Linked DNA regions of Homo sapiens: regions 2, 3, 4 and 5 are each linked to region 1. Evidence: chromatin loops called from intact Hi-C (ENCODE). Cell type or tissue: PC-9. All regions are shown on one strand.

What was found. Peaks named below come from ENCODE experiments on the same cell type or tissue, not always from the same donor. Only the 100,000 strongest peaks of a DNase experiment are listed, where the experiment ranks them.
Region 2: a loop joins it to region 1, with 7 times the contacts of the local background. A loop is called at or near these places in 4 of 110 quality-filtered maps.
Region 3: a loop joins it to region 1, with 7 times the contacts of the local background. A loop is called at or near these places in 23 of 110 quality-filtered maps.
Region 4: a loop joins it to region 1, with 4 times the contacts of the local background. A loop is called at or near these places in 3 of 110 quality-filtered maps.
Region 5: it touches region 1 in a loop (10-fold over the local background); 3 of 110 quality-filtered maps call a loop at or near these places.

Annotation. Positions count from the first base shown.
Region 1 is chr12:52,868,485-52,873,484 of GRCh38, forward strand. No RefSeq gene overlaps it. Among named protein-coding and RNA genes, the nearest start is that of KRT78, 22 kb to the left of the region's middle. RefSeq lists enhancers at 1,550-2,050, 2,051-2,551, 2,055-2,104 and a silencer at 1,865-1,944. In PC-9, CTCF peaks have their summits at 2,170 (motif pointing left) and 2,372; DNase peaks (open chromatin) are centred at 2,177, 2,977 and 3,427; H3K4me3 peaks cover 1,216 bases; H3K27ac peaks cover 3,716 bases.
Region 2 is chr12:52,519,776-52,524,775 of GRCh38, forward strand. It overlaps KRT5 (keratin 5), which reads right to left and starts at 619. Exons shown (of 9, transcript NM_000424.4): 1 at 1-619. The coding sequence starts at 521. RefSeq lists an enhancer at 2,526-3,491. In PC-9, no CTCF peak of the experiment used is centred here; DNase peaks (open chromatin) are centred at 776, 1,586, 2,236, 2,746 and 2 weaker places; H3K4me3 peaks cover 2,616 bases; H3K27ac peaks cover 4,502 bases.
Region 3 is chr12:52,670,350-52,675,349 of GRCh38, forward strand. KRT1 (keratin 1) reads right to left here. Exons shown (of 9, transcript NM_006121.4): 9 at 4,387-5,000. The coding sequence ends at 4,844. Among named protein-coding and RNA genes, the nearest start is that of KRT1, 7.6 kb to the right of the region's middle. RefSeq lists an enhancer at 4,551-5,000. In PC-9, no CTCF peak of the experiment used is centred here; DNase peaks (open chromatin) are centred at 842, 2,212 and 3,122; H3K27ac peaks cover 2,533 bases.
Region 4 is chr12:52,797,224-52,802,223 of GRCh38, forward strand. No RefSeq gene overlaps it. Among named protein-coding and RNA genes, the nearest start is that of KRT3, 3.6 kb to the left of the region's middle. In PC-9, no CTCF peak of the experiment used is centred here; DNase peaks (open chromatin) are centred at 2,118 and 3,768; H3K27ac peaks cover 4,327 bases.
Region 5 is chr12:52,494,222-52,499,221 of GRCh38, forward strand. No RefSeq gene overlaps it. Among named protein-coding and RNA genes, the nearest start is that of KRT6A, 3.5 kb to the left of the region's middle. In PC-9, no CTCF peak of the experiment used is centred here; a DNase peak (open chromatin) is centred at 2,440; H3K27ac peaks cover 1,321 bases.

The sequences.
Region 1 (5,000 bases):
ATCACTTGAACCCAAGTGTTTGAGGCTGCAGTAAGCCATGATCGCACCACTGCACTGCACTCAGCCTGGGAGACTGAGGGAGACCCTGTCTCAAAAAAAAAAAAAAAAAAAAAAGAAGTAGAATTATCACTTAATGTTCAACTACTACATGCCAGGTGCTTTACATAGCATACCTCTGATTAATCGCATATTATAGATGGGGAAACTGAGGCTTGGTTGTCCTAGATCACACAACCAATAGTGGCAGAGTGAGAATCTGAACCCAGGACTATCTGTAAAGCATTTCTCAGGTCTATGCCTGCATCTGTCTGTTCTCCAGCTGGAATAGCCACCCCTCCACCAGAGGGGATGGAGGAATCCAAAGAGAGAATGCACTCAGGCCAGATGGGGCAACTAGCAGAGCCATGGGCTGGGCAGCTGGTGAAGGCTCCAGTGAAGGGGAGTGTAAGGGGCCTCGGGAAGAAAGGGAGAGAGATTGTTAAGTGAAAGAAGGGATGAGGAGGGGGGCCAGGCCTCTGTGCCACCTGATTGAGAGGGCAGGCGCATGGTTGCATGCAGTGTGGGAGGGAATAGGGTGCAGAGATGGTGGAAAGGAGGCCTGTGGCTGAGCCCAAGTGCCTACTTCCCTGTGCTGTCACTGCCCCAGGGAGGCCTGGGCCATTTGCCTCAAAGCCAGTGGTGGGCCAGGGGCCTCAGACCCCAAGGAGTGTACATGCTGGGAGCTTCCTGAGCAACCAAGAGCCTCCAAACTCTGGAACGTGCCAGGGTTTCATTCCTGGAGCCACCTCATTCCCAGCCACAGAGAGGAGTGCTCAAGCCCCAAGGGTCTCCAGGGAAGAGAAACTCAGTGGGACTCCAGAGTGACCAGCCAAGAAGGTTCCCAGAGGGGGAACAGAGAAGAGGGGCACCTGGCTGGAGATTCAGGAGACAGGAGATGGGCAGGGAGCAGGGAAGGTGCGGAAAGCAGCAGAGACAGCAGGGGAGGGGAAATGAAGAATGTGCGAGGAGGAAACTGGAATGAAAGTGCCAGCTGGGGCTGGAGCACATCACTTTGAGGAGGAGACAGAGCAAACCTCACCTAAGGCCACCACCCCCAGCCCCATCCCAGCTTCCCCAGGCCCTGCTAAGTGCCAGGAAGAAGCAGTGTCAAATGCAAGGAGGAGCAGGGCGTCAGTTCCCCACAGCCCCTTCCAGGTCTCTGGAGCTCTATTCCGGAAAGGAGAGGGGAAAAGTGTCACTTGAAGCCCCCAGGCCTCATGAAGGCCTTTTGCAAGAGGGAGGCACAGAACTACATCAAACCCCCTTTAAAAGTTTCTTGGCAAGCCTGACCCACCACAGGGTAATAGGCTGGTGCTGCCACAAAGGGGACTGAAGTTAGGTGACTACAGCCATCTCTGAAAGGACAAAGTCAATATACAGAAGGACTAGGTCCAGGGACCCTGGTCAGGCAGGGATAGGTGGCCCCATGGAAGCTGGGAAATAGTCAAAATGTCTTCTCTAGATCCCCCTCCCACATTTGACCCTCTGCCCCAGTCTTTTTGTGCCAAACCACAGCCCAGAGTCCCCATTCTCTGGGACCTCTCAGAGGAACTCTGCTCTCTAGGTGGTGGGGGTGGGGCCCCCGTTACATTATTTTCAGACTCACTAAACACCTATTAATTTGTAGGGGGCAGGAAGACTGGGAAACACTAATCCAACCCCATGGGAGCCATACAGAAACCATATGAAAAAATGAGGATAATGGTCCCTGCCATGGGTTATAGTGACAATTGAGGTTTCCAAGTACTTAGCACATGCCTGGCGCAGTTGGTTACTTGTGGGGAGGGGCAGAGAAACGGACCCTAACGCACACAGACAGGTAGAGAAGAGGCAGACAATTGCAGGGCTGCTGGAGACAGTGCCTGGGCCCAGACACCCTCTGGCACTGGCCAGGCTCATTTGCATGTCATTTGCATGTGCTCTGACACTTGTCACTCCTGTCGCTTCAGAGCCTCTGGGTCACACATTGTCTCTGTCCCTTCCTCATGTCACTTCCTGGATTCCCAAGGGCTGAGGGGACCCCACAGAGAGAAGAGAACCCCGAGTCTGGGGGTCAAGGAGCCTGAGGGAGGACCCGGAGTCTGAAAAGGGTGGGTGCTTTGGCCGCCTGGAAGCCTGGCTTAGGGCGACCCCTGCAGGGCAATCCTAGAATGGAGGGAGGAGGCGGAGAGGTGAGCTCGGGCTCCCCCCAGCTCCCAGGGCGGCACCAGCCTGGCCCTTTTACCTCCAACACGCCCTATGCTCCCTGGCACCCTGGAGTCTGAAGGCAGTCCACCGACCTGGGCCAGATAGAATCCAGAAACTCACAGCTGCCCCAATTAGCTAAAACAAAGGGGGTCAATGTGGGTTGTACCAAGCATCAAAGCAGGAATATCTGGGGGCTCCAGGCCATCAGCAACACCATCCAGATACCACTGGACCTGCACCAGTGCCTACCCTGGGTGCCACAGCCCCATCCTGCCACCCAGCACTGGAAGGGATTGTGATTTTAACTGGGGAAGAATTTAGGGAACAGAGAGGATTGTGAGGGACTGGAGAGAACCTCACATAGCCTGTACTGAAGGTGGACCCACCAAGGTTTCTCCAGCTGGGGTCCCATCCACAGAGGACAACATCGGTGGGAATAGACTGCAGCTGGCGGGATTGAGGTCAGGCCAGGGAGGGAATCCCCACCATAGTGGCGTTACTTGGGGCCCACTGGGAGACACCTAGTTCCCTTCCCACCCAGAGGCAGTTCTGCCTGTCCAGTTCAGCCGGGAGGGAAACAGCAGAGGAAATGCAGCGACTGCAACATTTGACTAAGGGGAAAAAAAATGTCAAAAATGCTCTGAGCCTGCAGTTTGCTTGTTGACATACACAGATGCTCACACTTTTGCCATTGGGTTCCCTCCACCCACCGCCCCTGCCTTGGCTCAGCGTGTGAATGGGGGCAGAAGGGAGGGCAGGGCAGAAGGGTGTGTGTGTGAACAAGTGAAGTCATTCTCTCTGGGTGGCTCCTTTTAATTAGCACCCTGAAAAAACTCCCAGCCAGCAAAATTGAGTCTTGCCAACTGGGAGCCCCATCATTCTGACTCATCCAGGCCCTGGGGGCGAGAGTAGGGGCACGAAATCTGAGAGTCAGGAAGGGGGTTGTTGAAAGCCTGGGCATTTGAGAAGGCTTCTCAGTCTTCTGGAGGACCCTCAGGAAGGACGTGGTCACATCTGAGAGTCAGTTGGCCCCTGGGAAGCTTGGACTGAGTTGGTTCAGAGCAAGAGAATGGAGGTTGGCAAGGCATCAGAGAAATCACCGCTTTCCCCAGCTCCCCCGAGGAGACCAGCCCCTGAGCTTGGCCAGGGTCAGCCCTGGAGGTCATACTACAGGACATTACATCAGGTCCAGGCCTGGGTGAAGCATTTGGGCCATTTCAGTTGTACTCAACATTCTAAGCAAAGAGTCACCTGATATCTTATGGCCAACCCCCAGAATCTAGTCCCCGGAACTGGAAGCAGCAAGTTTACTCTATGAAGGGGACAGAGCAAGCCTCAGGCACCTTCCCTCAAGACCCCTCGCCCCACAGTCCAGAGGACTGTCCATGCCCCTCCTCTCCCTCAAAACTTTTCTGCAGGCAACTGCCTGATAAACCTCCCAGAATCTGTGCCAGCCTCCTGGCCTGGTGTGTTCAGTTGCTCCACTGTTGCCTGGATCTGACACTCTCTTCCCCTATCAGGCTGGGAGTCCCAGAGGCCAGGGCCCAAGCATCTCCTTGCTCTGGTCTTCAACAAAAGCCCTTAGGACCATATAGTCCACGGGAGGGGCACAAACCTGCTCCCTGTGAAAATGGGCAGTGGGGGAGGTGGTGGGAGCCCTGAGACTCAGGGCTTCTCTGGATGGGGAGACAGGAGCCCCAGGTTCAATCCCACTGCTGCTGCTACAGAATCACTGTGTGACCTCAGATGTGAAATTTTCTACCTCGAATGTAGACCCAGTAGCCTTGGGGGTCCCTTGCAGTCTCTGATACTAGGATTAGCTAGTAACCGAGGGTTCATTGTCGGGGGAAACACCAGGGCAATGGGAAAACACTACTTGGAAGACCAGGCTGGTATGGCCGTGATTGAACAGGAAAGGATTCTTACTGCCAGGGTCAGGAGCAGGGATGCCTTCTAGCTCTCCCTGGCTCTAGAGCACCATTTCCAAATGCCCCCAGCTCCAGGAAGGAGTTCAGGCAAGAGCTGGGGAGCTGCACAAGGCAAAGTAGAGCAGAGCTGCCTAAAACTGTCCAGGGCCCAGAGGGCCATTCCCAGGGGCTGGCGGTCCCCCTCGGGCTACTTCCCAGGCCAAGCAGCCAAATCCCCAAAACCGGAATCCACCAACCCAGAGGACCACCGCCCCTGCTGACCGCCAAACCGTCCCTGGAGAACCAGACCATTGTGCCCTCCCACCAACCACAACCACCCTGGGGGCCCCCACCCTGGAGCTCATGCTGTTGGGAGAGGGTAGGGCCTGATTTCAGGTGACAGTGGAGAAAGGATGGGGTGACTGCTCTTGGGGACAGAGAGTGGCGTGTTGGAAGAATGAAGGCGTCCTGTCCCTGGGGCTGAGTGGGAACCTGAGCAGGGCAGGCACCGCCCGACGCGGAGGCCTCCACCCCCAACCCAGCTGGGCTGCCTGCTCCCATCACACCCTGGGCAGTAAAACTTGCTTTTATGGTTGTTGCGGGGGTTGTTTTCCTTGGTGGTGGGGGCAGGGGGTTCTGTTTGTGTCTTTGTATCTTTGTGCAAATACACCTGTGTTGATATGTGCCTGCTCCTATACATGTATTGATGTCTGAGGTTTTGTGTGTGTGTAAATCTGCATGTGTCCATGCCTCTGTGTGTGGATATATCTGTGGGGGAGATCATCATAGCTACCATTTATTATTTCAATGTACTCTCCAGGTGTTGTTTCCTTTAATCCTCGGACAATCCTTTAAGGAAGATATTCT
Region 2 (5,000 bases), 350 kb before region 1:
GTCTTGATCTGCTCGCGCTCCTCGGTCCTCACCCTCTGGATGCTGGGGTCGATTTGCAGGTTGAGGGGAGTCAGGAGACTCTGGTTGACAGTGACCTCTTGGATACCTCCAGGAGGGCAGACAGGAAAGCCAGGGCCACCGAAGCCACCTCCAAAGCCAGCTCCGCCACCGAGCCCAAAGCCACCACCAGCTCCACCGCCGAAACCAAATCCACTACCGGCACCACCTCCAAAGCCATAGCCGCCTCCAGCACCAGCACCAAACCGGTTCCTGAAGCTGCCACCACTAGTGCTGATGGATATCCTCTTGGAGCCCCCCAGGTTGTAGAGGCTCCGGCTGCCATAGCCACCCACTCCACAAGCACCCGCAAGGCTGACCCTGCCGAAGCCACCACCACCGCCACCCCCGGACCGGGACACGGAGGTGAAGCTGGTGCGGGAGACAGACGGGGTGATGGCAGAGGCGGTGCTGAAGCTACGACTGCCCCCGCTCCGGAAGGACACACTTGACTGGCGAGACATGGTGGCTTGTTCCTGGTGGAGCAAGAGAACCAGGCACTAGTGGGTTGGGAGGTGCTGGAGAGAACAGAGCTCAGCAGGACGCAGAAGGTGGCTCTGTTACCCAGGAACGGTGATGCCCCCTTTTTATCCCTTCCAGAACTGGGCTGGGCGAGAGAGCTGTCGAGCTGTGAATGATTAAGTGGGCTGGGCATGCCTGGGGGGCAGCTGTGAGCTCACCGGTCACACCTGCACAGTGGTGTGGGGTGCAAACGCTTTCTTCCTGGCAGGCTCTGCTCAGTTAGAAATAACCTTGCCTTGCAGCACTGATCTCTTGGCAGCAAGTTGGTGACGCTGCTAGCAAGTATGTCTTCACCATAGAGGCTGGGGGCTGTGAGCAGCCCAAAAAGGATGCCAGGAACTGAGGGGGCATTGGCATGGCCAGTGTCCTGGGGACTCTTACAGGACCAGGAGTATTGACAACCATCCCAGTACGGTACATGCTGAGCACCTGCCCTTCCAGCTTGGGGAAGCTGTCCATCAGCGGGGGGCAAACGATTCCCCAGTGATCTGCTCTTACACTTTTCCAGGCAGCAGGTTGCTGCAGGGTTTTCCCCTCTGGGAAAGGCAATCTGTAGCCTTATATTCTTGGTTATGTGCTAGAGGGAAAATAGAGTTTCATCCTTTTCTGCACAATTTTTTTCTTAGGGAAGGCACAGCTATCCCAGAGCCCACTGGGCAGATCTGCCTGCAAGGTTTAGGCCAGAGAATGTGGGAAGCCCTCAGCGCCCCCTATAAACCACTTTGACCTCTTTAAGGCCAGGTTTATCCTTCCATAGCTCCTCCTAACTCAGCATTTTTTCTGCCCTTTGACCTTTTCCTTGCTCTTTGGCCTGGGCAGGACTCTGTGGGGGGTTTAGGAAACCCGGGGATCCCATGCAATCCCTTAAAAAAAAACCCTGAGACTCATGGGCTATAGCGTCTCTCTTTGGGGGTAGCTACTCTGCCGGTTCCCCAGCCCCCCAGGTGTGTTCCAGCAAGCTCTATTCCACTAGGGAAGAAATGAGTCATCGTATGTGTTGATACAGGCTGAAGGCCGCCACAAACACATACCTGCAGGAGCTTCTAATCTCATCAGGAACATGTTGAGAGTCTGACGGCCTGTTATAACGGCGAACCACCCTGTTCCAAGCAGCGGGACTTGCTCTGCTTTCTCTATGCTGTAGCCCACAGCCTCCTTCAGGGCCAAGGCAATGGAAAACGGGATTCTAAGTCTATGGATTGTCCTGCCAGAAAGGCTAGCCAGAGCAGGCCTGTGGGCCCAGGCAGCTGGCATGACAATCTGCCAGCTGCTTTAGGGAGGGCCCTTTGAGATCCCCTCTGCAAAACTTGTCTGGGGGGTTGTGGCACCAGGTGGAGGAAAGGGGGTTTCTGATGAGGTTTTAACACACGTCTGTTCTAAACCACACCCACTCTTTTTGGCAGCAGATCTGAGTGGGGCCACCTCTCTGCCGTCCCCCAAATAGAAGCAGGGCTCTCAGGCAGGACAGTGCTTGGGCTGTTCAGAGTTTCGGGGGCGCCCTGTGGCCCGAGGCTGGAGGTAGGAATGCAATGGGGATGGCTTCAAAGCCTCAGGGAGGAGGGGCTATATTCTCAAGAGTAGAAGAACAGGACCAGACCCAGGCTCAGGAATCTCTCACCAGGGCCTGCGGTTGGCCACAAGGAAGCCAAGGCAGTGGGAAAATGACTCCCTGGTGCTGAGGATCAGCTGAAACAGTGACTTCTCACCAGAGGGCTGCGATGAGCAAGCAGCTGACAGGTCAATCTCGGCAGACAGACCAATGGCCGGAGCCGGTCTTACAGGTCTTGAGCAAAATGGTTTGGGTGGCCTCCCTGGCTGGAGCATTTCTGAGACCCTCAGAGATGAATTGTGCTGAGCTCACCATTTTCACATTTGGTTGCTTTCTGGAGAACAGATGTGAGTGTCCTGGAGGCCTGAGACATACCAGGGGACCCTCGGCTCCTGATAGAACAGAACAGATCCAAGCCTGAAGCAAGTGTCTGAGGACTCGTAGTGGGATGCTCCTGCTCCACTCAAAGATCGATATCGGGGTATATCCCCACCACCACATACACTCACAGGTCCCGGGTACAGACCTCACTGCCCTCAGGGAAGCCCCACCCCTCCTGAGACACTGGGACATTCTCTTCTCCCCATTCATTCTCCTCCCAGCTGTGTTGTGAAGAAAGAGGACTTGGCAGAGCAGGAATGCGTTCTGGCTAGTCTGAGGATTGCTAGAGTGTGCCAAGCTCAGATCCATGTGCCAGGGACCAACGGTGAGTGTGTGGTGCTCCATGGGAGCAGGGAGCATGTGGGTGCTCCATGGGAGAAGCAGCAGCACTCTTCTATCCGAGCTTCGTGGGAATCCTCCCATGAGCAGGCAGGGCAGCCCCTCCCTCAATGCCAGACCTGGACAGGTATAAATAATGGAGCCGCTCCTGGTGGGGAGCCAGGCACCAGCACCACTGCAGCTCGGGAGAGTCCCACCCCAGCCTGGAATTTCACTGTGGCAGGAAGGGAGGGATTGTGTTAGGCTCACCAGGGAGCTTTCCTGCTGGGCACCCCACAGAGGCAGTTCCCAGGCTTGGTGGGACATGTTGCTCAGCTTCTCCTCTGGGTGCTGCTTTCCTTGTCAGCAGAAGACAGTGCAGGGCCCGCCCTGCTGCTCTCCCCATCAGAGAAAGGACAGTAAGCTGGCTGCCCTGACCTCTCTCGCAGAGCTGTGCAGGGAATGTAGGACCTGGTCAGCATTTCATACATGGAGAAGCCCTTCACAGACACCAGGGAGAGGGTGGTATCCATTCGTGGAACAAGGGTTAGGCAAATCCTGCCATCCCAGCCCAGGATTCCTTCTCCTCAGAGCCTCCACTCCAATCTGTAGGGCTTTAGTAGAAGATACATTTAATAGAGCATGATAAATAGAACATGTTCCATAAAACAGCATTTGTACATATCCTCTAAGTCCCCCCCAGCAGGGCAGTCTCCAAGGTTAGGGAACATCTCTGCATGGCCCACACCCTCAGCCCAGCCTTGGGCACTGGAAGTGTTCTGCAGATATTTTTTGGAGTGAATTGACAGACAGAAAATCCTCTTCCTCCGCTCCTTCCCCAGATTGTTATGTGAAGCCCACAATGGCAAGAACCTCAATTGCTTTTGCACCAACCTATATCTACACCAACCTATGTATAACAGAATGTATATACATTATATATATTCACATATATTTCTGTGAATCCTCCAGCCCTATGCTGAGTCTCAGAGTCTTGTCCATCTGATTTTGTCTCTCAGTCCGTGTCTACAGGATGAGTCTGTTGTCCCCTTCACACTGGGTATGCTCTGTGTTTAGGATTTAGGATTTAATCTAGCATTTAGGATTCTTTATTCCTTAGGCTTCCCTCCATCCTTCTTCTTCCCTCACCCTTATTCTGAGGGTGTTCTGCATCTGAGCCCACTAACAAGTAGCCTGCACGTGCCACCCCAGCCCCCAGGCCCCTCCAGGAGAGAAAGAAAGCTTTAGTGGCCTCAACTTTGCAGCCCTTCCACCTCACGCTTGTTCAGCACAAAAAGTGGGGAGCAATAGTTGAGGTGTGAGTCACCCTATTCATTGGGCTATGGTTGGCAGCCCCATCAGGGAGCCTGCAGCCAGATTCGCAGGATGGGGAAGGGCAGATGGAACAGCGGGCCAGCCCAAGATAGCTCTTCACAAAGCCCTAGCCTCAGGGGGAATTGAGGGAAGAATTTTCCTGCCTCCACCCAAAGCCAGCGGAATCTTGCCCCCATCCCAACCTGGGTCCCAGCTCTGGTCCTAGCTAGATTCTCAGAATCACAGGGCCCTGAGGGGAGTGGCCACTCTGGATCTGCAGAGCTGGACACACCACCCCCTCCCTCCTACAGCCCAATGTCTCTAGGGCTTTCAGACCCCAGTCTGAAAACCGGACTAGGTAGAAAGGCAAATGTCCAGACATAAAGCAACTGCTCAGCCTTGGCTCAGAGGGCCTTTGGAGGTGAGTCCCTGCTGCCATTATTGAGGTCATAGTGACAAGTTACCCCCTGGAGTTGAGTTTTTCTTGTGCACGGGCTTCGCACACATTGTGGGTCACAGCATAGGTGCAAAAGCATGTGGCACCACTCCAGACCATGTGTTGGTCCTGACCCAGTCCTTGGATGGGTCTGGGACCCTGAGCAAGTTGCCTAACCTCTCACTGCATAGTTTTGTCCAGTGCAGCTGGGAGAGAAGGGAGGGGCCTGGGCTCATTGGAGGGGCCATGCAAGCTGGAATTTTAATTTTGAGCTGGCTGGGGCTGAGCAGGAAGGGAGGGGCAGGCCTGCAGGGGGCTGTGGGGAGCAGCCTTGGCCCCCATCCCTTAGATTCAGCAGCCGATTGGCCCTGGCAGGAGAGGGTGCAGAGCAGAGCCCTCCGCTTCCCTCCAGCAGGCCCCTGC
Region 3 (5,000 bases), 200 kb before region 1:
CTGAGATCGCGCCATTGCACTCCAGCCTGGGTGACGAGAGCGAGACTTTGTCTCCAAAAAAAAAAAAAAGAAAAATCCAGGAATTGGGTCACAGGTTGTAATGTATGGACAGAAGCCACAGTCAGATTCCAAAAGGCCTATCTGCTGAAGAATATGCAATTCAAATCCCATCTGGGTGAAGATGATCAAGTCGACTGCAGTGGGAAGGCCAGAGTAGCAAGACATCTGGAAAAGAGAATTAACATATATGTATATTTTTGCCTGAATGTTCATACATACCTTTTGAAGGACACCCAAGAAACTGAGGGGAGTGGTTGCCACAGAGAAAGGGAACTCATGGCAGGGGACAGGAGAACTTTAACCCCACGTTCGCCCTTGTAGATTGCCCTCCTGCTGAGTATTGTTACCAGGATAAGCACCAAGCATCAAACACACACTAGACCACCTAGGGATGGAAGAGTACAATCTAAGGTTCGGGGAGGTCACCAGTAGATCTGGGGATCTCAGTAGCTTTGGTGGATGGCCTCTGAGGAATTCTGACCAGCTTCATGTCTGTTAAACTTTGTCCACTTGAGCAAGTTTCTCCCATTTACTTCCGGTTTTCCTTCCAGGGAGTATCAGTAATTCTTCTGCTCCTTCTTCCTGAGTTATCTGATGATTTATTCTACCCTCCAAATGCTGATGACTCTTTGGTTTACACCTTTAGCCCCATTCATTACAAGGATAAAGCAGATGCACTTGCTACGTAACTCAGCATCTTTCCCCACAAGCCCTCTTGCTAGATTCTTTGTTACTACCCAGACCAGGAATGTGGACTCTCCTCTTTGCCTCACCCAACCGCATCCTCATCCAATCTATCACCAAGTCCTAATGATATAGCAACTAACTATCTCTGTAATGCATATTCTCATTTCTGACCTTCTACTACTTCTAAGGGCTGGAATTAAAGTGCAAGTCCCTATCGTCTTTTGTCTTCACCTTTGCAATAGTCTCTTAAGTCTTCCTGCCTCCAATATGGACCTCTCCAATCTGCCCTGGCTGACTTTTCCAAAACACCAATCTGACCATGACACTCTCCTATTAAGTACTTTTACCAGTTCCTCCTCACCTATGACAGCTGTTTCTGACATAAAATTCCTGAGGGAAAAAGACATTTCCATAAATAGATCTCCCATCAGCAGACCAGATTTCTTAGGGAATACTTGGAAACAAGACAAGCTGTGGTCCATACCCAATTCCTACTCCACTAGCAGTAAGACAACCCCTTTCCCTTCCACTGGACCAGTACATAGTAGGTCTAATAATAGATATGAAAACCCCATCTGAGAACTTGTGACCCAGAAGCCAAAGTCCAGACTCCATAGAATGCCAACAAGGCCCTTCTTGATTGGATCTGGATATCTTTTCCGCATCATTTCTTGTCACTAATTCCATGCTTCTTCAGATGCTTAACTACTTCATGAAATTTCACTCTTCTATGTCCTTATCTATATGATTCCCTCTGCCTTGAAGATCCTCGTCTGCCTGAAAAACTCTGATTCATTCTTTAAAGCCCTGCCAAGCATCACTTTCAATCATCTGTGTTCCTGTATATCTATTTCTGTGTCTTGGATGTATCTCTACCATTGCTACCACCCAGGTCTCTAGGCTCTCTGAAAGCAAGAACCATGTCTCACTCATCATCATCTCCCCAACGCCCAGTTCCTCATACATAGTATTTGTGCAGAAAATGTTTTTTGAACAGAACTGAATCCAGAGTCTTCCTTTATCGTCTTTCTAATGTGGATGCATTTTGGCGTTTGGTCTAACTCAATTTACTTCTTCACTATATACTGACTTACACAGGGTTTTCATTTAATCCTTGTAACCTTACAAGCCTTGGTAAGTTTCCCTGCAAATTGTATTTTTCTCTGTTTCATGACCTTCCCATAAAAACTCGAGTCCAAAGAAGATAAACAGGAGTATCCCCAGTACTGAAATGTGACTAAATAAAGTTGTAACCTAAGAAAGTATGTAGAAAATCTGGGCCAGAGTATAAGAACACATCACTGTTCATTCAGTAGCGTCCCTGGGAAAGAGGTGCTATATCTGTTGACCCCAGAGGTCAGCTCTTCTGTGAAGGAGAGTGAATCATCTCCCTCAAGGCCACCTAACTCTCATTGTTCTAAATCCACAGATCAAGCCAGCTCTTGTCAGTACTTTAGTTTCCCAGATCTCTTGATAACAGGATGGTATTTCAGTCACTGGAAGTATGTGTTTCCCCACAAGCTAATGCTGGACATTCTGGTTGACACATCCTTCATCTCTTGTGTGTTTGGTTCCCATAAATCAGTACTCAGGAGCAGATTCAACTTTGGGTGCACTAACAAATCAATTTCCTGTCCCTGCAGAGCTGTCACTGAGCCACAGTGACCATATCAAGGTACTTCCCTCCATGGAGGCCCTGAGCAGCCAGCTGCCTTTTACTTTTTTGTCACTCCCTTTTTAATTCTTTTAGCTACTCTGTATAACACATTCACAATTCACAAAGGTTTTCACGTTATATTTCTTTTCCTCTTGATGTCTAGAGGAAAATATTCTCATTCCCATTTCTCCTACAAGACAACTTAGGCTCAGGATGGCCAAGTCACATCCAAAGATCCACACATCTTATAAGCTATAGATGCCTTTTCTTTGCCTGCCCTTTAAATAGTACAGTTCCTTGTTCTTTCTACTCTACCATAGTGCCTTTCAAATTCTGACATTAGTCTGAATGGAAATGGACATGGTGGTGTTTCATCCAGCTAAACCCACTGCTGGACTCACTCTGACAGTGACAGCAGGGGAATTTCCATAGGGAAGTGCCCGGAACCATCCCAAAATGGAGCCAGGTGGGATTCCAAAAAACAAAGCACTAAACACCAGGGTGATCAGTGTGCAGTATTTAAAAGGAGGACTAAAGGTTCAGAGTGAAGTGCAGCATTCTCACGGTGGACAGGGACATGAGGGATGTTCTAGCTGGGTATGTCTGCAGTTAAGGAGTCAGGTTATGGAATTTCATAGACGAGTTTAAGGAATTTGGCTCAGGGCGAAGGCTAGTTTCTGTGTGTTTAACAAAAGGGCTATTTCCCAGTGTTTCCCAGCAACAACTAAACAGCTTTGTCAGTGCCTGAGAATGCCCGAGACCCAGCTTTGCTTCAAGCCTGCAAAGGAAAGCATGCAGCTGGCCAAGTGATGGAGTAGACAAGGCACACTGTGTTTCCCGGTCAGGACACAGAAAGACAGCAGGGGACACTGGGGTCCCTACAGAAGGGATAACTGAGAAGGAAGAATAGAGCTCACCTGAGTTGTGTTTGCATAATACATGTGTGATCTATCCTCTCCTTATTCCATTAGCCCTGTGGGACTCTGGAGCTAAGAAGACTTTTCCTAATTGGAAACTAAGGAAATTGATCCTCAGAGAAGTTGACTGCTTTTTTCACGTTCAGAGAACCATTACAAAAATTTTGGTAACTTGCTTCTTTGAGCAAGCATCTACTGAGCTGTATGGAGTCCCACAAGCAATGTTACGTCATCATCATCATCATCATCATCATCACCATTATCATTAAAACTGGCACTTATTTAGTGCTTGCTGTGTGCTCAGCCCTGTGTATTCATCTTATTCAATCCTCACACTATTCCCACAAGGAAGGCATTATCATCCCCAATTTAGACATACTAAAACTGAGGTGCAGAGATGTCTGTAACTTGCACTGTATTACAGAACTAGTAAATGGTGATGGTAAGATTCAAACCCAAGCATATCTGAGTTCAACTGTCCATGCTTCTGGCCACTATGCTATCCTGTTGTACAACTTCACAAGTATGAGCTATGTGTCAACAAGGGAACTTCTTAGATTATGCAGAGCTTTGGGTGGTGGCACAAAAAGAGAAGGGAAATGGAATATCCAACTCTCTATTACCACTCTTAGTTCTTGAACTCCCCAGGCCAAAGTCTGTATTCTGGCTCCAGTAACTGCTGACCCTATATTACTCATGCCCCTCCTTACTGGCTGTTCCACGTGAAGAATTACTTTTTCATGCAATACTTTCCCTTCTTCTCAATGCCACACCTCTTCCTCCCAACCTGCTTGCTCACTGCCCTTTTCAAGAAAGCCTTCTCAAATGAACAAAACCTGTCACCCGGTCTCTCCATTTCTCCATGACATCCCCACCATCTGGGAAAGTGCTTGCTCTCTCTGTGATTCCAGTCTGGTGAAATGTTGCCTGGTTGGCCTCTGCATTTTTCTCATGTTTGTGTGCATGACTTTCCCATATGCCATGTGGCTCTAGTGTCTTCTTTTACCTCACAAAACACCCATCCAGGTTAGACAGTGCCGTAAACAAGGGCGATCGAGACATGGAGAATTTCAAATGCAGTTTATTGCAGCAAAACAAGGAAATGGGGAGTTTAAGACCTCTCCACAAAAGAAAAACAACTTGCTTACACCTTATGTACAAAACCAAAACAGCACAGAGATAAGATGCTAAGGAGCTGTCCACACCCTGGGTCTAACTGGTCCTACTCTGGCTGGCTTAAGGAGGTGCTTTGAAATGTCATGTGGGTGGTGGTCACTGCTGAACTGTTTCTCAGGGAAAGAACAAAGCAGGGTCATAGCCAGGGGACTGAGATTGCCACTGATCTGAAAACTTCATTGGGAAACAGCAGAAAAGAAAGAGCTGGGGGAATAGGATGAGCTAGTGTAACTAACCATAGCTCTTTTCTCCGGTAAGGCTGGGACAAATCGACCTCGGTCTTGCCAAGCATATTTGTTAGTGATGCTGGGGGAGAACTAGAGCTAATGAAACAGAGGGCATCTCTTTATCTGGTTACTCCGGAATAAGTGGTAGAAACAAACTTCACGCTGGAACTGCCACCAGAGGACTTGACACCCCCAGAGCTGGATCCCCGGCCTCCTATGGAGCCTCCAGAGCTCCCGCCGCCAGAGCCCCGGCCGCCAGAGCTGCCGCCGCCGCCG
Region 4 (5,000 bases), 71 kb before region 1:
GGGTTGTTCAGAGGCTTATGACTGGGCTTGGTTTGTCCAAAAGAAAGCCATCCTGCACACTCTGGAGCTGGCCAAGTTAGCTGCTTATCTCTCCAGGACAGGCCTTTTTTGTTCTGTCTGCTGCACATTGGGCCCTTCTAAGGGTGTGGTCTGTATGGCCCTGGCAGGAGCCTCCTTAGAATTGGGGGAAAGGATAGAGACTTCTTCAACACCCACTGGGTAGGGCTGGGAGTGGCCCAAGTGCAAAGGAAGTACAATTTTCTTCAGTGGCCTGGTTCTTCCATTTTATCCTTATCTCTCCCATGTGTTACCTGCCAGGCTGTGCAACATCCTAGCTCCTCCCCAGGATAAAACCATAAGCTCTCCAGGAGTTTCCAGTCTTGTTAATATACTGGGTGCCTTGAACCAAAGCACAGTGCTTTGCCAATAGTAAGTGCCATAAAGTTTGGTTTGTTGAAAAAATGAATTAGTCCATCAATTAATTATTAATGACTAATGGTTAAGCCCTTATACTGGATTACAACCAGATAAAACTGGTTGAAAGCTAGTTCAACTCCCATTGCATGAGGTAGCACAAGCTAATTGAGATTATTTCAATGTGAGGAATCCAGACTTCTCAAATTTGGTGTTCAGATTTAGAAAAATTTACATGCAAAATGAGTGTCACCTCCTCAGGGGAAAAAAATGTAGAATCACAGAATCAAGAACTAATCAATCAAGAATCAATCAATTACAGAATCAAGTTGAAGTTGACTGGACATTTGAGGTCACACAATCTGCCCCGTTCATTGCTGGGATCCCCTCTCCAGCATCTCTGACTTATATCCCTAATTTTCTGCAAGTTCTGCCCATGGACTGTGAAGTTAGCCCAGGCCTAGAGTGTGGCCACACAGGCTCCTCTCCTCTTTGCTCCCTCAAAGGCAATGAACCAAACCCAGGGCTAGACCAGATCCTCCCCATGACTAAGCATGACCAAAGCTATTTAAATTCTCTGCATTTCAGCATCATTAACCATAAAAGATGATCAATCATCTCTGACCCTCTAGATCTCACAGGAACATAGCTAGATGAATGAAATATCTGCCAGTGTTTTAAGAAACATATCACAAGGCCAAATGTGGTGGCTCACGCCTGTAACCCCAATACTTTGCAAGGCTGAGGTGGGCAGATTGCTTGAGCCCAGGAGTTTCAGACCAGCCTTGGAAACATGGCAAAACACCATCTCTATGAAAAAAATACAAAGATTAGCCGGGTGTGGTGTCATGTGCCTGTAGACCCAGGTGCTTGGGAGGCTAAGGTCGGAGGATCACTTGATCCTGGGAGGTCAAGGCTGCACTGAGCTATGATTGCACCATGGCACTCCAGCCTGGACAACAGAACAAGACCCTTCTCAACAAAAGAAAAAGAAAAAAGGAAACATATCACAAAAATTAGACCATATTTTTCCTTATAATATCTAAGAGAGCAGGATGGAGGACCTGCCTTTATGCCAGACAGAAATGAGGCTGCTGCTTGGTCTGGTGTGGGGTCTAGAGTCCAGGGCAATGAGTCTCTAGGAATTCCTAAACCCATAGTGATTCAGGGTACTTAGTGCCCCAATGGGGGGAGATCTTAGTCATTGCCAGAGCCCACTGATTCTGAGCCATGCTTGTCATTCCTTTAGAGGGAATTATCTTGGAGAAGAATCTTTGAGAAGCAACATCACAACCACTGCTGTCATCAGCTAGTCCTGGGTCGGGGACCTCCCCAGCAGATGGTGGAAGAAAAAGGAAGAAGGGCATAATCTATACTTACTCTTGGGGTTGGGATAGCAGAGAAGACATGGCTTGACCTTTGAGAGGACAGGGAGCAAAACAAAGATTGGGGAATACATTCGTGGGACTAGATTGTCAATTCTGATCAGAGCTGTGAGTGAAGGAAGTGGTGGAAGGGGAGGAGATAATCAGTGAGTTGAAATTCTTATTGGTTGGGCCCATCCCTCTAAACTTGTAGGGCCTAATAAACACTTTGAGAAAACAGAGTTGGTTTACAGTCATCCCCAACACTTGAATTATCTGAAGTTTATTAACTAAGCGCCCTAAGTGTTTACTCCCTGGAGAAAAGAGTGAGTCACTGGATTGCAATGTGTAAAATCGAGACTCATAGGGTGCTACGGCCAGGAGGCTCTCCAGTCCACTCCTCTACCTCGAGGCAGAATTCACCTGGCCACTCCTACTCTTCAGGATCCCCATGGAAGGCGATTCATCAAATCTCCTAACTTGCCCAGGCCAGCAAGACCCCACCCTGACCCAAGGAAGGTCTTCAAGGATCTAGCTTTCGTGCCTTCCACTCCATTTCATGGGAGCCTAACTCCTCTTAAAGGATCAGTGAAGTTGTGGTCAGCAGCAGGAGGCCCAGTCACCTGTCCGTCATGGCATGGCACCCATACCTCTCTGCTTGTGAAGGCCCCTTTTAACACACAAAAAATTACATTGACCTTCACACATGTCAGAACTCATACTTCCAGTATCCTTTGAGAATATACATTTTTTACTATGAATTTAGCAACACTTTTAAATAAAAGTGCAGTTCATAGTCATATACATTTGAAAGTGGTAATACATATACATAAAAAGACACATTATTCACTCAGTCGAGAGACACTTGCATCCATGTGCATTCTCAGAATCCTTGCAGTCCTGACACAACAGCAACCCTAACTGGGGCCTCTCAGCCTCAGGTCTCAAGGTCCTGCCCCTTCCACGGCTGGACACCTGCCCCCAGCTGAGATTCCCCACTGAGCACTGTTACCACCTGTCTTCCCTGCCTTTGTGTCCATCAGCCTGTGGCCCTGGCAGGCCTTCAGCAGATGGGAACTGAGTTGCGATGAATTTGCTCTTGCCTGGCCTTCCATAGTAAAACACACACACTCCCCTGGTTTCTGTATCACAACCCTTCCAATATTAGAAAATACTGTGGAATTCACAGACACCAACCTCCCAGTTAGATAGACCCAGTTGTTTCTCCCAGTCCTCAGTACAGATGGTTTCCGGGAATCTTCTCTGCACCCACTTTAATATGTTAATGGACCTCTTAAAACTACAGTGCCTTGCTAAGATAGGATACTTAAGGTGGCTTCATGTGCACCAGAACTAATAAGAAGCCCCTTCCTGTCTGTGATGGGGGCACTGTGCTTCTTTCAATGCAAGCTAAGATTCTGTTCCCTTCTTTAGCTCTTGACTTCCATCAATCCTGCCTGGGGAGGAGGAATGGTAAGGCATGGGTTTGTTGGTGGTGGGGGCAGGGGGTTGTTTTTGTTTTTTTGTTTTTGTTTTGAGAGAGAGAGAGAGAGCCCCTCACTCTGTTGCTGAGGCTGGAGTGCAGTGGTGCAATCTCAGCTCACTGCAACCTCAACCTCCCAGGCTCAAGCCATCCTCCCACCTCAGCCTCCCAAGTAGCTGGGACACTGGCATGCACCACCATGCCCAGCTAACACTTTTTTTATTTTTTTTGTAGAGACAGAGTCTCTCTATGTAACCCAGGTTGGTCTTGAACTCCTAGGCTCAAGCAATCCGCCCACTTCAGCCTCCCAAAGTGCTGGGATTATAAACATGGGCCACCATGCCAGCCAGCTTCCTAGTTTTAAATAACTCACTTCCTTGTCCTGCTGTAAGAATAAACTGAAGGGACAGCATTCACAAAGCACTTACAGAGAAAATAAACATAACAGTAAAAATGAAAAAAAAAAAAGGTTTGCCCTGAATAAGCCTCTATTTACATAAGATTCCTCTGCATGGATAAGAGCTGTCCATTTATATTTGTGCTGAATCATGTCTGGCTGGCATGCCTGCTCAAACCAGAGGCTTGTACACAGCAGAAATCACAACCTTGTCCTCGCTGGAGAATTCCCAAGAGATCTTAGGAAGTTATTAAACAGTTGTCTTCAAACAAAAGATAGGCCGGGCGTGGTGGCTCAGGCCTGTAATCCCAGGACTTTGGGAGGCCGAGGCGGGCGGATCACGAGGTCAGGAGACTGAGACCATTCTGGCTAACACGATGAAACCCCATCTCCACTAAAAATACAAAAAATTAGCCAGGAGTGGTGGCGGGCACCTGTAGTCCCAGCTACTCCAGAGGCTGAGGCAGGAGAATGGCTGAATCCAGGAGGCAGAGATGGCAGTGAGCCGAGATTGCGCCACTGCACTCCAGTCTGGGTGACAGTGCGAGAGTCTGTCTCCAAAAAAAAAAAAAAAAAGATAGAAGGGGAGGTGAAAAAAGTCATTAAGTGGTCATTTAACCTGGGAAAGGCATTTAAGAGGAAAAATACATTTATTTCTCAATGCAATGATTTGAAAAGCATGGATCTCTCTCCACTGAGGAATTTGAGGGGATCCAGTTAGACATAAAGCAAAGGGTACAATCATGGTGAAAATAAGGGGACCAGGGGACACTGTAAGTAACCCAAGGGGATTTTTAAAATAGCAATTTATAGCCCCTAGCATATGAAAGATGCTCAATAAATATCAAAGGAATGGATGCCAGCGTGTGGGGTGAGAGACAATTCTGCCAAGAGACAAAGGAATGACAGCAAACCTCTTCATTCCTGGAAACATACCCTCATAGGAAACAAGAGTGGGAAAGGAGGCATGGCCATGGCAAGGCTTAGCATTACAGCTGCGTGGCAGGGGAGGGAGGTGCAGAGTGGTGGTTCCCAGACTGCAATTCAAAGCACATCATGGGCCTCCAGGCCACACCCTGAGAGCAGGTGGCCCAGAGCTATCTCCTCATCCATTTCTGAGCTTAATCTCTCAGACACGCCTTGTTCTGAGCTTGTCTAGTCTTAGAACATAAAGCCCAAACCCCAAACAAATTGGACAATGGGCCAACCCATGCCCTCCACATCCTGGCCTCAACCTTGCTCTCTAGCGTCCTCTCCCACCACTCCCTGCCCTGTCTTGAGTGATGCTAAGCTGCTTTTGGTTTGGTACTGCACTGAGCCACACTTCCCTGTCTTTACTCTG
Region 5 (5,000 bases), 370 kb before region 1:
AAAGTCAAGGGGCATATGGAAGCTGTGAATCATAAAATTGTGCCCTTACAAGTGTGATGATGTAACATGTCAATTCCACATTTTAATTTCTGATCTCAGTGCTTGAAATCTCAAATCCATATACACCTTCTGGGAGGGTGGGCAGGCTGACAAAGGTGAGTGTGCTTGGTTTACAGAGGAATGAGCTTCACTTCTCCAGTCCATGCATTAAGCACTGTGCATGAGGAGAATGGAGAGCAATCCTGGGCAATATTGTTCTGTGAGAACCTATGGATAAATGAGCAACCGCAGGAGGAAGAACAAACTCCCATGCTAAGAAGAGCCTCAGGAAAGCTCTTGTTACTATTTTAAAAGCAGTCCCATTTCTCCAACATTTGGAGGGGGGGACACAGCATCCAGGAGAACAGGGTGTTCCCTGTCTAAAGGAGGTGCTAACTCAGCGTCTGGCAAGAACGAGATACCTTCTCAAGACAACGGAAGCAGCTCCCCTCCCTCCACCCTGGTTGCACAATGGTTGACCAAGAATGTGCTTCCACCCAGTTCTGGGAAAGAAGTGTTCCTTCTGGTATGTGCTCCGACCCACTCTACTCTCTTGGGATAGAGGCTTTAGGCTTGGCATGAATGATGCTAGGATGGGTAAGAAGGGTTGGCAATTCAGGTGGGAGCTATATGCATTTACCCAGTGTCCTATGTCTGTGTCAATGTCCAATGTCCACGGCTGCTTTCACACTACAAAGACAGAGCTGAGTAGTTACAACAGAGATTGTATGCCCTGCAAAGCCTAAAATAGTCACTATTTGTCCCTTTAAAGAAAACATTTGCCAACCCCTGGTTAAGAGCATGGACTTTGGAGACAGAGGGCTCAGGTTCATGACCAAGCACCTGGGTGTCCCTCTGCACTTTCTTAAACCCTTTGTGCCTTGTTTTTACACCTGTAAACTGGGAGTGAACATAGCACCGGCCTCAAAGTGCTATTGTGAGGCTTCAGTGAGATAATTAATTGAAGGTCTTAGCAAGGCATCTGGCATATAATTTCTCACCGAAGGTAAGCTAATATTATCATAGGAAAGTATGAAGACATTTTGTATGTAGAGGCCCACAAGAAGCGTCAAGAACAGGGACACAAGTGCAGGGTATGTGTGTGGGGGAGGAGGGTGGTTCAGAGACCGGTAAGAGAAATGAAACCAACATTGCAGGCTTGTGCCACATTAGTAAGGACTTAGGAAGCCATGTATAGAGGTTTGCCCTGCTCCCAGATGCCACACAGAGCCGCAGAAGGCAGAAGAGCAACAGGATCAGAAGAGCAATTTGCAAGCTTGCAGCCACTCTGCTGAGCAGCAGCATGGGGCAGACAGAGCTCCGCCCAGTGGGGGAGGCAGCATGTTGTCTGAGTGATTGGAAGGAAAGGTGGTTGGAGAGAGGATCCAACCTCTGAGTTCTTGGCAGGAGCCCAGAAGACTGCTCTCCCTCTTATGGAGTCAGGTTCCCCTGCCCATCCTCTGCTGGGTCTCAGGCTGTTCTCTGGGGTACACACACAGGGGCAGCTGCTATTAACCAGCAGTGCCAACTGCATCAGTTCCTTTTTCACTAATGAGTTCCTGTCTTTTTAAGTGTGGGGGTGAACTCATCCCTGAATAAAATATGTAATGTAATTCATTTAGTCTATCAGAGGATGGTTTAACTTCAACATCTTATTCAATCTAGGCTTGGTGTGTGCATCAGACAGCACCAGCAATATAAAGTGCCATGTTTAATTTCCTGACACCAGTGTATCTCCTTTTGCTAAATTTATATGACATTCTCTTATATATCTACTAAGAGGTTTTTTAAAAAAATTCCCATTCCCAGCTGCCAGGCATGCTCTGGGAACCAAGTCCAGTGACCCCATAGAGTGAGGTCAGCTGGGAGGACTCATGAGAGGTGATGAAGGGCTTCTAAGACAGTGGAGGGGGAGTTAGAGAGGAGGGAATCCTGCTGCTGCCGGAAGATCTATTTCTGATTCCACTTCTTCCCAGGCCCCACCACCACTAAAAGGGGAAGTTTGCACCTGGCTCATTTGCCATTGATTGTCTATGTCTTTCTTTGTCCTGGTGTGGGAGGTGCCTGTTGTTCCTGGCCTGCTTTCAGACAGCTGCCCTAGGCTGGGCCCTGTTCTTTTCTCTCCTGTGAGTCCAGCCCTCTCTGCCTCTGAGTCTACCTCTGCCAGCGACCACCTATCCCAGGAGAGGGTCATGTTCATAGGCAGGCCACCCTATCTACCCTGGATGGTTATTCTCAGGTGAAACCTCTCTGGTGACCATGGCTCATGTCCCATGGTGGTGCCCAGAGGTGTTCTGTTTCCCTAGAAGAGCCGAGTGGGGAAGGCACAACCTTCATAAGAAGATTAGAACAAAGGGTGATGGTTCAGGCAACTATGTGAGAGAAACCAAAGCACGCAGGATGAGTAAGCAGGATGACAGCCAGCCTCCTCCCCAGGGGACAGCTGAACCCAGCCTCTTCCTTCTGCCGGGAGAGCCTCCCTTCAGGTGGGAGCTGTCTCTGATTGCCTTGGAATGCAGAATGCCTTTGTTCCAGGCCCAGGGATTAACCTGCACTCTTGAGTTGTTCCCAGTGTGGAGGGAGGACAGGAGGGAGCTCCTGAAGCCTGAGCTCATGGAAAGTCTGCCTCAAAGAGGATTTGCCTAGGCGTTCTGCCTCCCAGGGTGGAGTTGGCAGATGAGAATGAGGGAGAGGCTATTGTCATCATCATCAAAAGCTTTAAGATTCAGTGCCTAATCTTGCAAGCCACAATGCAGGATGATGCTGCTCAGAGGGAATCCCAGCGAGCCAGGCCTGTCCCTAGGGAGCACCCACTGAAAGAGAAATACTGGCAGCCACACGTGTAAGCAACATAGACAGAAGCACGAAGGCTAGTGTGAGATGTGCAGCCTTCTATGGTAGACCTAGTGGTTTAGAGAGTCTTGAATCCCTCAAAATTGTTTTACTTAGTAATCATGTTGTTTATGAATACTCAGTATGCACCTAGCTCTGGAGCTTCCCTTCTGTTTCTCAATTTTCACACACACAGTCCGTTTATTTTTTTTTATTTTTTTTTTGCAGAGAACATTGACAGCATTGCCTATCTGAACATGATCCATGAGTGGCTTTCTCTACAGCTGCAGGAAGTCTCACAACTCCATTTTCCAGCGGGATGGGGCTCTATCTCAGGTCAGTTGTGGAGTCCAGAGGTCACTGGAATAACATTTTGCACAGGCCAACCTGCCCTTAAAAGTGTGGTTCCTAAATCCCCAGATGTCACTCCATGTGACTTTCCCACTGAGGATACATCAAGAACCTCTTCCTCACAGACTTGAGGGATGGAGGGAAGCATTGTAGCTGCCACTTCAACCATCAAAAGTAGATTATATGCCTGGAACGGTGGCTCACGCCTGTAATCTCAGCACTTTGGGAGGTTGAGGCAGGTGGATTACTTGAGTCTAGGAGTTTGAGAGCAGCCTGGGCAACATAGTGAGACCACATCTCTACTCTCTACAAAAAGTACAAAAATTAATGGGGGATGGTGGTGCACACCTGTAATCCCAGCTGCTTGGGAGGCTGATGTGGGAGAATTGCTTGAGCCCGGGAACCAGAGGTTGCAGTGAGCTATGACCATGCCACTGCACTCCAGCCTGGGCAACAGAGCAAAACCCTGTGTCAAAAAAAAAAAAAAAGTGGATTTTGACAAGGAGCCTGGAGTGAACTGGAAACAATCATTAGCCTACAGGATTGATGCATGTTCTGTGCTTCGAGGGGCAAATATTGAGTGTTTGCACAATTACAGAAATTACTCTGATGGCTCTCTACACATTGAGTTTGACGCATGTTCATATAAAATGTAGTTACCGAGTGACATATTTTGCATGTGTCCAATCCGTCTTGACTCACCCTGTGCATGCTGGTACTGGGTAAGTAGGTGCACTTGGATGTTTACATCACTGGAAAGCGCACAACTGGGCTGGGCACTGACGGGCATATTTGGAAGAAGGGGACAACCTTTGGCTTTCCTGATCCGTGTGGGGACACTAGTTAGAGGAGGAAGAGCAGTGTGTATCTTATGAATGAGGCATTTTGATGATGGGAGGCAAGAAGGGAGGTTGGAAGTGCAGAGAAGTGCTTTCGGAAAGATGAGAAGGCGAGAAAGGGACAGGCTGCACAACAGGACAAGGCAGGAACCCTCCTCTGTGAGCAGGAGATAGTGTGCAGGTGAAGGACCAGGCTCTCCTTCTGTCACGTGGCTGAGGTCCTTGATAAGAACAGGGTTGAAGGGAGCCCTGCCAGCCTTCCAGAGAGACCGGTAAAAACTGCAAGAAGAGTTTCCAATGGACTGGTTTCCTTTTCTCTCCACTGCCTTCCCCAGTTCCCATCTCCCTTCTTATCCCATCTCCACTTTGAACTCTGGTTTCTACTTCCTCACTGCTGCAAGGCTCCCCTCACTACACAGTCTAATTTTTTTTAAGTATACTTGGGAAAAAATATTTCAACTATCCCCCAGTGACATACCCAGGGCCTGGCTTAAATAATGTAAAAGATAGGATGAAGTGAATTCTTACAGAGGGATGTCTCACTCCATCGGCCTTCTGGTCAAACACCCTTTATTTCAGGAAAATATCTGGTTAATTCAGGAAAATATTTCAGGGAAAATATCTGATTAATTATGAGGTAATAGGTAATTCCTCCACATTTGGAATGATCTGGAGTAATTCCCACCTATAAAATTTACTTTCAAATCATTTTACTCTTAGAGTACAAATACCCTAGAAAGCAAGCCAGTCTCCTCTGAGATTTCCTGGAATTTCCTGGCTGCTTCCATCTGTTAATCTTGTATAATTTCACTTTAAGCCTAGGGGCAGGATTAGCGACAGATCATTGATATTCTGGCAGAAGTCTGTGGAACTCATGTTGCAAGTGAGGCCTCAGGGGGATCTGATAAATTTAATTTCCTTCTCTTTTTCCTCTTCCCT